2 separate regions of the Homo sapiens genome follow, and region 1 is linked to region 2. A link is a contact called in ENCODE Hi-C data. All regions are on one chromosome and are shown on one strand. The core of a region is the stretch at or near the end of the contact, and the rest is flanking DNA. Distances in the headings are between cores, read along the strand shown.

What was found. Hi-C counts contacts between places; a loop is a spot of excess contacts on that map. Pooled maps may share reads with other maps.
Region 1: a loop to region 2 is called in a map with no recorded cell type, with 20 times the contacts of the local background. The contact joins the promoter of ZC4H2 here to the promoter of SPIN4 in region 2. A Hi-C loop is called at or near these places in 4 of 37 single-sample maps with no recorded cell type and 10 of 50 pooled maps.

Annotation. Positions count from the first base shown.
Region 1 is chrX:64,972,751-64,978,814 of GRCh38, reverse strand. ZC4H2 (zinc finger C4H2-type containing) reads left to right here and starts at 2,365. Exons shown (of 5, transcript NM_018684.4): 1 at 2,365-2,490. The coding sequence starts at 2,438. RefSeq lists an enhancer at 2,302-2,845.
Region 2 is chrX:63,348,955-63,355,277 of GRCh38, reverse strand. It overlaps SPIN4 (spindlin family member 4), which reads left to right and starts at 3,946. Exons shown (of 1, transcript NM_001012968.3): 1 at 3,946-6,323. The coding sequence starts at 4,459. The coding sequence ends at 5,208. SPIN4-AS1 (SPIN4 antisense RNA 1) reads right to left here. Exons shown (of 3, transcript NR_046739.1): 2 at 5,544-5,638; 3 at 3,090-3,436. RefSeq lists a silencer at 3,728-3,957 and enhancers at 4,158-4,207, 4,478-4,527, 4,628-4,757.

The sequences.
Region 1 (6,064 bases), core at 1,116-3,615, 1.6 Mb before region 2:
CACTTTATGTTTGACATAGATACATACACTCGGGACCCCATTGTAGTTTTGGTTGCTATATATATATATTTTTTTTTTCCAGACACACTCTCTTCATTAATCTGCAAGTAACTTGGTCCAAACTGGGCACAGGCTCTAGCTTTATAACTTATTGTGTGGACATGGCAAAACAACTTTCCCTATCTGAGTCAGTTTTCTTCCTTCTAAAAGGGGATGAATCTACTTGCCCCCTTCATAGTGGTTGTGAGGATGAAATGATAGATTGTACATATCAGACTCAGCACAGTAGCCAGTACATGTCAGGCACTTAACGCAGGCTTGTTGCTTACCTCCTCCCCTTACGGGACAGAGCTGGGGCCAGTTCTTGGCTCTGGATCCACAGGCTTTGTGACTAACCAACTCAATGTTCTTTAAATACCAACTAGTGGCTGTACAAGATAGCAACCTTCAAGACAATAGGAAAATGTAGACACCAGGGAGAATTTTATGGTTAAGAAAGTTATTACATCTTGGATCCAAAGAAGAGAAGGGCTTTAATTTCTTCCCTGGAGAATGCTTAAAATCACTGTGGACATCCAGAATGACATGAGATTCATGTTCCACAAACTTCTCAAGCTCCTACAAAATACCAAGCCCTGTATTCAGCATGATCATGGGAATGATCTCATAGAGGCCTCCCAACAAGCCTCTGAGGTGGGCTCACTAGGTACATTTTTCAGATGAGGAAACTGAAGCTCAATAAAAGAAAGCACAAACTCAGAGAGAGTTCTGACTCACTTTTAGTTGGGAGTGAGTCACCATCTTCCTTTTGCCCAACGTCCAGCTCTCTAGGCCTGTTTGTGCACGCTGAGTAACTGCCTCTTACCTGGTCTCATGTCCTCTAATCATTCTCCACTTTGCTTCCAGAGTCCCTCTCTAAAATATTCCTCCATCCTTATCACTACCGTGCTTTGAAACATAAAATAATTAAACATTACTTGGTGCAGAATAAGCACTTAAAAAATGTTTATTAGGGCCAGGCGCAGTGGCTCATGCCTGTAATCCCAGCACTTTTGGGAGGCTGAGGCGGGTGGATTGCTTGAGCTCAGGAGTTCAAGACCAGTCTGGCCAACATGATGAAACTCCATCTCTACTAAGAAATACAAAAATTAGCCGGGCATGGTGGGTGGGCGCCTGTAATCCCAGTTACTCGGGAGGCTGAGGCAGTAGAATTGCTTGAACCCAGGAGAAGGAGGTTGCAGTGGGCCGAGATCTGTGCCATTACACGCCAGCTTGGGCGACAGAGTGAGACTGTCTCATAAATAAATAAATTAATTAATTTAAAAGTTTATTAGATAAATGTCTGCCTACAGGATTAAGTCCAAACCCTTTAGTCTGACATTTAACGTATTTCATAGTCTGGTTCCTACCTGCCTTTTCTAAATACTACATCTCCCATTTCTTTTTTCCACCTCTACACCTCATATAAGAAACCTATATTTCAGGCACTCTGAACCACTCATCCTTTCCTTTCTCTCTCTATTGTATCCTCACCTGGAGAGCCCATTCTCCTCTATGGTCTGACAAATTCTTAGTCACTCTTGAGACCTATTTACATCTTCTCTGCACAGGTTACACCTTATCTATTCCTGTATTTTGACACCACACTGTACTGTAATTAATAGGTAAATTTTCAGCCTCTTCTGTTCCTCAAAGGCAAGGATTTGCTTTTATTTATCTGCCTTGCCCGGTGACTCCTACAGTACTTCTTCCATTGACTGGCAAAGTCCGAGCTTAAGTAATTGTTTGTTGAATGGGTAAGTAGCTGGAAGTACTTACCCACTCTCCTTTCCCCCAGCTTTTGCAGCATCTCCCTCCTCCCATCCTCCTCTTCCCCACCCCCGCCCCACCCTAAATTGAATGCCAAAGTTACTGGTCCCCAGGCAGCAGCTAGCACATTCAACGTCTCCAAAGCTACTTTCCCTGCAGGGTTTCTTTCCATCCCCAAGGCGTAATTAGCGACTACCGCTAATCTTTTGCGGGTGGGTAGGTGCGAGGGCCCCCGAAGGGAGCGAATGGGTATGTCTCTCATCTCTCCAATTGCCTTCAGGAATATTTTTTTCTCCATTTTCCCACACACGGGCCAGACGAATATCCCCATTCCTTTGCACTCTTCACAACCTTTGACATAATTATCTATAACAAATTGATTTAAAGTGCGGCTGCAGGAAGGGAAACAGGCATGTCTCGCTTGGCCTTCTGGGAGTTGTAGTCCTACAGGCCCCCGGGCTTCCTGGCTGGCCCTGAAGCTCCGGACTACAGCTCCCAGGCCTCTCCAAGCCCCTACCGCACAGGCTCATAGCCCCAAGCCCGGAGGAGGTGGCTACATTGTGTCTATTGTATCCCTTGGCTGGTGTATTTGTACATCTCTCGGGACGTGAAATTGACAGTGAAAAGTATGGCAGATGAGCAAGAAATCATGTGCAAATTGGAAAGCATTAAAGAGATCAGGTAAGTGGCACGTTGTCCCCCTCCCCGCCCCTCTCCAACCCTTCGTTGCGGGAGAGGGCTAATTATCTATTGTTGGGCTGTTTGTCTAGAGGAGCTGGAAAGGGGCCCATTCACCACAGACTTGCCGGAGAGGTGAGGATGGGAGGGGCGCTGAGGAGAGTTGAGAGAGAGAGAGACCTCTTGCCAGATGTGGCTGAGAAAGCAAAGATGAAGAAACACGGGTTTGGTACCAAGACAGTTTTATTCTTCTCGAGGTGGAGGTCAGGGCTCTGCATTCATGGACACGTTTTTTAAAAGTACTTGTGTGCCCCAAGGTGTCTTTGGCTCCTTGCTCTTTAGGAGTCGGGATTTTTTTCCAGTCTCTTGTTCAACTTCAGAACCTGGAGTTCGGGAAAGGCTTTTGAGAGCCAAGTCTAGCGCATCGGGGCTGGTGGCTGCTGCCAGGGGCTGCCAACTGGGGGTTGCAGAGGAATCTCAGCGGGCGGAGCTGGGAGAATGGCGCGCGCTCGTTTTCCTTTCACTCACTCGCCACTTTCTTCCTTCCTATCCCGCGCTTGGGAGGGGGATGGGAGCAATGGGGACTGGGGACGCGGTCGCTGCGCTGATGGTGGGATCGCGACAGCTGCTCTGAGGAGCTGGAGGTGACAGGCGGGCTGGCAAAGTGGGAGTTGCCGAAGTGGAGTCCGCTACACGGTTGCTCCTGGAGCAGCTTTTGGCAAAGCGATGATATTGTCCTTGCTCAGAACACAATAGCGCCAGGCGGGCTGTGTGGGCTGGCACAAGGTCTTTCTTCACCTCGCCTTCTCAGCGTGAGCCCCTGCTTTGGCTTTTGCTCTCACTCTGAGAGTGGCCTGGGTCAAGCTCTCTCCCTGGAGTGTTTTCTGAGAACCCAAGGTGGAAGATGTCAAGTGTGTTTCTTTAAGAAATAAGACTTTGATCATGAGATTTAACCCTTAGAGTGCTGGATGAGACCTACACATGGTGATTAGTGGTGGTAGGTAAAGCACCTTGGTTTCTTCTTCTTCTTGAGGGGTTGCATCTCTCTTTCTACAGGAGAGGTAAAGGAAGGGAACTATCATTTATTGAGTCCCTTCCCGCCCCTGTGTGCCAGGCCCTTTGACCTACTTTTGCTCATTCAGCAAGAGTCCTGTGAGCTTCCTACTCCTCCTTTACAGCTGGGGAAATAGAGGCCCAGAGAATTTGAGTGATTTTCCCACAGCCACGCAGCTTGAAATTGCCACATTTTGTTGGTCTGCCTGCAAAGGTATTCCTTTTCCCACTATGTCCCAGGTAAAGTCTGGAAAGGAGAAGGGAATATGTTGCAATTTTTTTTTTTTTTTTTTTTTTTTTTGGCAAAAGCATCAGAAGCTAGCTAGAAAGTGAGACACCTTAGTACAGTAGAATGCCAGCTGTCATAACGATGCAGCTAGTCAGAAGCTTAGGCTTGCAAATGGAGAGCCTAGACTTCCACTCTCACCAAGCTTCAAAGGAACCACCACCCCATGCCCAGAGAAGGACCAGTTGTGAGCAAGGACTTTAATCCCCAGTGAAAATAGACCTCTCCCAGTGAAGACCATATGGAGAACCATGACTTCTACCCTTACCAGTGGTAACTAGGAGTTTCTACCTCAACCAGCTAGGATGGAATCAGCATAGGCCCAGAGAGAAGGCCAAACTTTCACCTCTAAACAGCAGTAACAAACAGCCCTTCTCCAAACTGGATGTCAAGAGACAGTGGAGAAACTGGACTTCTACTGTCCCTCTTCCATCCAAGAGAGTGGTAGAGGACTGCTAAAACAAAAGATTTAAATAAGATCCAGAGTATCCAACTTTTAATCAAAAATCACTTTCCATACTAAGATATCCACTTGAATGAGAAGAGAAAATAAACAGATGCCAATACTGAGATAACACCCATGTTAGAATTATCTGATAAGGATCTTAAAGCACCTGTCCTAAAAACATTTCAGTGAGCAGTTACAATACACTTGAAACAAATGATAATGTAGAAAATCTCAGAAAATGAATAGAAAGTCTCAACAAAGAAATATAAAACATAAAGAAGAACAAAGTGACATTTTTAGAACTGAAAAATACAGTAACATAAAAACCCCAAAAAACTCAATGGATAGGTTCAACAGTAAGGTGGAGAAGAGAGAGGGAAAAAATAGCTTACAAATATAAAACAATAGAAATCACTGTGGCACTATAACAAAAGCTTTAACATTTATGCCAACAAATTCCCAGGAGAAAGAGGGCAGGATTGGAAAAGTATTGGGAAAAATAATGACTAAAATCTTCCCAAATTGTGCAAAAGACATAAACATTTAGATTCAAGAAGAGGAGCAAACACCAACATAATTGACACAAAGAAACACACTCCAAAACACATTGTAATCAACCTTCTGAAAATGAAAGAAAAAGGAAACTTCTTCAAAACAGCTGAAGAGAAACAAAAGCTACAAAGGAAAAAAAAAATTAGAATGACAGATTTATCATCAGAAACTGACGATGCCCTAGCATTTTGTAAGTGCTGAAGGAAAAGAAGTGACAACCCATAAATCTATGTCCAATAATAATATCCTTCAGTATTGAATGGGTAATCAAGACATTCTCCAATGAAGAAATACTAAGGAATTTAGATATACCCTAAAAAAAGATGATAGTAAGCTCTGAAAACAGAAAAGAAACAATAAACAGTAAGCAAAAGCATGGTTAATGCAGTAGACTTTCTCTTTCCTCTTGAAATTTCTTGTATTTTGATAATTGAAGCTAAATTTATACTGTTATCTAGTGTGGTCTCAGCATATGTAGAGGAAATATTTAACACATTTATATTGTAAACTGGGGAATGTAAAGGGGATTGTAAATGTAAAGAGATGTAAAGGGGAGGACATGCTTCTACACTTCATTCAAGCATGTAAAGTGGTAATGTCAGAAGACTATTAAATAAATTATGTATACATAATATATTACTGAGAGAAAACACTGAAAATGCTATACAAAGAAATGTACTCAAAACATTATAAATAAATCAATATGAATTTTTAAAAAATGCTCCAGTCACCCACAGGCAGGCAGGGCAAAGAAAATGGAGAAACTAAAATTACGGAGAATGAACAGAAAAAAAAATAAAAAGGCAGACTTAGCCTTCATGTATCAATAATTATGTTCACAACAAATAGTCTAAATACCTTGCAAACATTAATCAAAATAAAGCAGGAATGGCCATCTTAATATCAAATAAAACAGACTTCAGAGCAAAGAAAATTCCTAGAGATGGATATTACATAATGAAAAATAGTCAATCTACCAAGAAGACATAACAATTCCAAATGTGTGTGTTCCAAAAGTGACTTAAATTAAACTGCTTTTGACAATTTTACAGTAATATACAAAGGTTAAGCCACTTGGTTTAAGAATTTAAAATGGAGAAAGTACTATAAATATATACTTGATGTTCACATATGGACAGATAAACATGTATGAGAGATAGAAATAAGGAAGGAGCAAAGGGTCAAAGAAACTGAAGAAAGGAACTAACATTTGTCAAGCACCTTTTAATTTAAAAGCT
Region 2 (6,323 bases), core at 2,697-5,196:
TCTTGTCTCTTTTAAGTTGTGATTTCCCTTGTTCCTTGTATGATTTTTTTTTAATTGCATCTTAGTCACTTTTTAATTTTATATCATGAGACTCTGTGTTCTCTGTAAACTTTTTATTGGAGAGCCCCCCTATTGTTTTGTGGCTGAAGGGCTGCTTTTGTATATATGTTCAGCTTCTTCTGTTAGGTTCCCCTGACACAACCTTTGAAAAAATGCAGCACTAACTCACACTGCCTCATTGAACATGGGCAGTACAGAAGTTCAGCTCCCATCCCAAATTTGCTGACACCTTCGTGGTGATAATGGGTTACAGGTTCATACCATCTTATGACCTCAAAGTGGGAGTGGGGGCTTATCTGAACTCTGGGACCCATTGACACAAAAGGTTTAGGGAAAGTTGAGTACCATCTAGTCCCATCATGTTTCCCTTTGTTCTGTCTCACTGACTGTGGATGAGGATGGAAGGTCAGCTACTCACTGGTTTTCACTGACATTAGGGGTATAGGGAACCAGAGTGCTGACTAGCCCTGACTTGCTCTACTGTATTCAATCTCATTGCTGTCAGGTTTATATGGGGTGTGAGTGTATCATAACAATTACTAGCACTACCTCACACTACCAGATGAATGTGGTGGAGCAACTTACCATTTGACCTTGCTGACACTATCCTGGCAGGGGAATCAGAGTACCATTTGCTTCTGCCAGAGAGGTAGTAGATCAGCTCTTTGTTCAGCATCACCAGTATTTGTCTTCCAGGGGAATAAAAACACTGCCTGTTTTCTGTCAGATGAAGCATGGAAGATCAGCTCTCTGCTTGGTAACACCAACACTACATTGTTAGGGGAACTGGAATGTCAGCTACTTCCACCAACAGTGGATGAAATATCAGTTCTCAACTTTGAGGTTTTTGACTAACTTTGTTCCACACCACAAACTATACCCCCTTTTCCTTATCACAACGAACTCTGTGCTCTTGTCACAAACTCCTGACTAGTTTGTCACATATCCTGTAACCATTCACCCTCTATGTCGTTCCTTGAGCTCTTTGAAAATACCTCACTACACTGCCACCCTCTGAATATCTTCTTTTGTTGTTATTTTAGACATTCAAGTAGTCTTTGCTGATCTCCCCAGCCATAAAAAATCACTACCTCCTTTGGGTCCCCTAGTGCTTCAGTTGTACCTCTTTTATAGCATGCATTATAATCTTTTGTGCACACTGGAATTAACAATAGTTATACCTCCCTCCACCACCCCTCCAATTATAAATTAACACTGAGTATTCCAAATTAATTTTCACTAATGTTTATTTATTAAGAAGTCAATCTTCCAGAAGCTTCCAGTATTTGAAATATTGCTCTGAAATTGGATATAAGGAACAAATCATGCCATAGCCCTCCTTGATTCACAAGCCCTGGCCAAGAGGTCTTGAGTGTAAAACAGAGGAAAGGTTTAGAGGTGGGGTATGAGCTGGGTGGTTTGTAAAAAGATGTAATAAGACAAAATAACTTCTTTCAGGAGATGACTAGTTAGGAGACAACTGAGTACTTACTATGTACCAGTTCATGTGCTGAGAGATTTGTGTGTATTTATCTAATTTAATCCTCACACTTACACTTTGAGGTAAGTTTTATTGTTATCCACACATGTAGGTTGATGAAAGCTTGCCCCCGCCCCACTTGCTTTAATGTTTTCTCCTAAGCATTTTCAGACTTATGGGCACATGTATTCACAGGGTCAGTGATTTAGGTGTTTTAAAAGGATAAAATTGCTGAGGGAGAGCCTGAGTTGCCAGAACTGTAGTCGTCAAAAGCTTGTGTAAGGCTACTTGTTTCACTGTGGAAGATGTCTTTGCATTGGGGCAGGGCAGCTGAAAGCAATTATTTATTCATTTAACAAATGTTTATTGAGTCTCTATTCTGTGTAGGGTATTTGGGATGCAAGATAAAAATCCCTTCTTGAATAAGTTTATTGTCCAGTGGGAGTCATACAAAGTGAACATTATATCAGCATGATAAGGCCTTTTAAATCTATATGTTAGTGAATGGTCTGAATATTAGAATCATAATTTTGGAGAAGAAAGGGTATTCGAATTTTTTTTTGTCTCTTCAGGCCACTTTGTGGGGTTGTAAGCAAGAATTCCCTTGAAGGATGTAACCAAAGGCCTGAGGAAACTGTTTTCCCTGCATTTGTGTGCCCTGTGGGTCATCTTCTTCTTTCATGTGTCAACTGCTCTTCTGAGCAAAAAGTGCTTGGTGTATCTTGGTCTGGGGAATTATTTGGAAGACATTATTTGTGGAACATAATGGCATAACATTTACATACGTTCACCTTCTGACTTTGAGTATGAATGTGTAGGTTGTGTATATGTGTGAATATATATACACCACGATGTCATTCTAAGTGTTTGGAAATAACTGTTCATACATGTAGTTTACCTTCTTCCTTGGAATTACTATCTTGTAATATGGCATTAAAGAATTATCCCATCTCTGAAGTCCTTTGCCTGGGAAACATGGTGAACTGGAGGATCCTTACACATTCTGTGTGACCAGCTATTAAACAGAATGAGGACTAGGTCTCTCTGTCACTGACTTGGAAGGTAATGAAATGTTCAGGCAACCAGTATTGACACCTTGCAGCTTTTGCCCCGGTTTTGTTTCCAGGTGAATTAATTGCCTTTTTTACTCATGATTATATGACGCTTTCTCTTTTCACCAGTGAAGAGTAGAGGAATGAAAATGAGAACCCTAGACTCTTCTGGATTTTAATGTCATCTTGTAAGTGGGATATAGTGTTAAAAGCTTTACAGACATTCTCATTTAATCCTCATAGCAGCTCTGTGACTTAAGGTAAGTGAAATTATGGACACTTTCTTTTCTTGCAGGTTTTCGATATAAGCATGCAGCACTTTTATAATCAGAAAAACAGCAAATATATACACAAAAAATCCCTTCTTTCTCTCTCTACAAAATTAAGACCACAATATTGTTTCAATATTTTGCTTTTTCATTGTACTCATCTCATGTGCAGCTCTCCATGTCATTAAATCTTCTTTTAAAAAATGGTTTAGACAATAAATCCATTTATGAAGGTAAAATGTTTTTATTTATACTTATGTTATAGATCATGTAGGATAAATAGTGGACTATCAAAAGGAATATTACAAATATTTAATATTACTATTAAAAATCATGTTTTCAGAGTATTTAACAATCTTGGAAAATGTTCATGATATACATGAAAAACACAAGTTATAAAAGTATGAAATATGCTCCCAATTTTATAAAATATAAGTACAGGTTTATTAATAGGAGAGAAAACAGTATTGTTAACATTTTGGTGCAGTCTGGATGGTAAAATTAATGGTAGTTTCGTCTTTTATTTCACTGAATTTTAGAAGATCTCCACAATGTCAGTACATGACCTTTACATTCTGACAAAAAAAAAAAAAATAAAAATAATTACTAGAAATGATCAGGTAGAAAATATAAAACAGATTTTGGATTAAGATGGTGGTCTGTAAATTGTACACAGGGTTTTTATTCTCATCTTAAATATCTTAAACTGAAAGAAAATAATTTGTATGCACAAACTCTTTCTGGGTGTGCGTGTGTTTTACATTTTTTTTTTTTTTAAGTGAGGAATTCCTGGAAGACAGAAAGCAGATGGAGCCACTGTGTAGGAGGCTGGCGGGCAGCAGACCGCCAGAAAGGAGGAGGAGGGGAGTCGGCCTGTCTGGCTGGCGTTTGAGGGAAACGGTCGAGGGGCGGAGGAGGAAATGAAAGAGAGGGCGCGTGTGTCAATACAAACTGAACACGGGCACGCGCGCTGACCAGCCCGGCTGCCGCCCGCAGAGCGGAAGGCGGGATGGCTGGGGGCGGGGCCAAGGCTCAGGCGGGCTCAGAGGGGGCGGGTTCCCTGCGCCGCAAAGACCCGGTCGCCAGAGTGAAGCCAAGCCAGCTAGCGCTGCGAAGCCCAGGCCGCGCGGACTCCCCAGAGACTTGCCGCCGCCTGCGCCTTTGCCGCTGCAGCCATCCCTCTTACTCCTTGCCTTTCGTCCCCGTCGTCTCCTCTGCCGCCGTGCCGCAGCCGCACCAGCATCGACAACAGCTAAGTGGCCGATTCGGGGACTTGGGGTCGGGGTTGGGGCGGACGCAAGGCACGAACAGCACTCGCGAGCCCGCCATCTCTACGTCAGCCGCCACTGCTGCAGTAACCCTTCTAGGGCGAGAGAGGAAAGCACTGTGGAGAGGCACACGCTGTCCCAGTGCTCACGGTTAGAGTTCGAGCGTTTCTGCCAAAACCTTGGTGAGAGCCTTGCACTTGGAGAAGGGAGCACAGACCAGGTCTTTGAGATCGCAAAAAATATATATATCATATTGCATAGTGTTGACTTTTTGTCAGTTTAATCGACCAGGGCAGCAGCTTTCCCCAAGCCCTCTTAATCCCTGAGCTATGTCTCCTCCAACCGTGCCTCCGATGGGGGTAGATGGCGTGTCCGCATACCTGATGAAGAAAAGGCACACCCACAGGAAGCAACGGCGCAAGCCCACTTTCCTCACTCGTAGGAACATCGTGGGCTGCCGCATTCAACACGGCTGGAAGGAAGGCAACGAGCCAGTGGAGCAGTGGAAGGGTACTGTGCTCGAGCAGGTTTCCGTGAAGCCCACTCTTTACATCATTAAATATGATGGCAAAGATAGTGTGTATGGACTAGAACTGCACCGCGATAAGAGAGTTTTAGCGCTAGAGATCCTTCCTGAGAGAGTGCCAACTCCTCGTATCGATTCACGACTGGCAGATTCCCTGATTGGCAAGGCAGTGGAGCATGTGTTTGAAGGTGAACATGGTACCAAGGATGAATGGAAGGGTATGGTCCTGGCGCGAGCTCCTGTGATGGATACTTGGTTTTACATCACCTACGAGAAAGATCCTGTTCTCTATATGTACACGCTGCTTGATGACTACAAAGATGGTGACTTACGCATTATTCCAGATTCCAACTACTATTTCCCTACAGCAGAACAGGAGCCTGGAGAGGTGGTCGACAGTCTCGTGGGCAAGCAGGTGGAGCATGCCAAAGATGACGGGTCCAAGAGAACTGGCATTTTTATACATCAAGTGGTGGCGAAGCCATCTGTTTACTTCATTAAGTTTGATGATGATATTCACATTTATGTCTATGGTTTGGTGAAAACTCCTTAAATTCTTTGTGCTCTTTAGAGAAGTTGTGGATCTGTTAGATGTGAATTATTTTGTGTTCTCGTAGTTGTGAACGCAGAGAAGAGTTTAGGTGTCAGAAATTCAGGAAAGTGGATAAATTTTATTGTGCCAACAAATCTTACCTTGACTAGTTTCACAATTTTGCCTCAAGTGTACTTTGCTACTTTTGATATTGCCTTGTTCTGTAACTTAACAGTTAAATTGGGTGCTAATAGAAAATTAAAAAGTGTTTGCAACCATTGGAACAATGCAAAAATAGATTAAGAAAAATTAATGGTGTAAACCCACACCCCGTCCTTACCCCTTCCTTTCCTTACCTTGTTTCTTCCCAGAAAACAAGTGTTGAGGATGCGAAGTACATCCTTCCACCTATTTTCCCCATCTTCATGCAGAAAGTATGTTCTAGTAGTTTCTGTAAAAATGGCAAGCCACATGCTTTTCTCACTTGACATGTAGATGATATCTCTTCTTATCAGTAGCTTCAGTCTTTCTTGCTCTCTCTGGCTCTCTCTGGCCCTCACTCTTACTCTCTTGCACTCTTGCTCTCCCCCTCCCTCCCTTACTCTAACAGCTGAATACACAGTACTTGTTGATGTACCAAAAAGGCATTCAACCATTTCGTTATTGATCGTCTTTTATTTCCTTTTTTTATTTTTTTTCAAAATAACACTGCTGTAATACATACTGGTGCTTTTATTTATATAGGTTGGATTCCCAGAAATACTATGTAGGCATATGTTTCAGAAATATTACAAGATTACTATCCAAAATGAAAGCGCCCGTTCCAGCGTCCTCTCCAGCACTCTTTAATGCTTGAAAATATGAAAGGCTAAAAATTGCATTGTATTGCTTGTTAGTTTAATTGCCTTTTGTCTGAGTTCAAAGAGGTTTGTTGTTGTTGCTGTCCTTGTTTCTGTTTGGATTTTTCTCTGATTTGCCTGTTCTTACCCTTTGCTCATGTATCTATTGATGTTTTTCATTATAAATTTGTAGAAATTCTTACTACATAGTGCATATTAATCATTTGTAGCTCTAATGTGTTATGACGTTTTCATCTTGACTTTATTGATGATATATTTTCCTTTAAAATTTTTAAA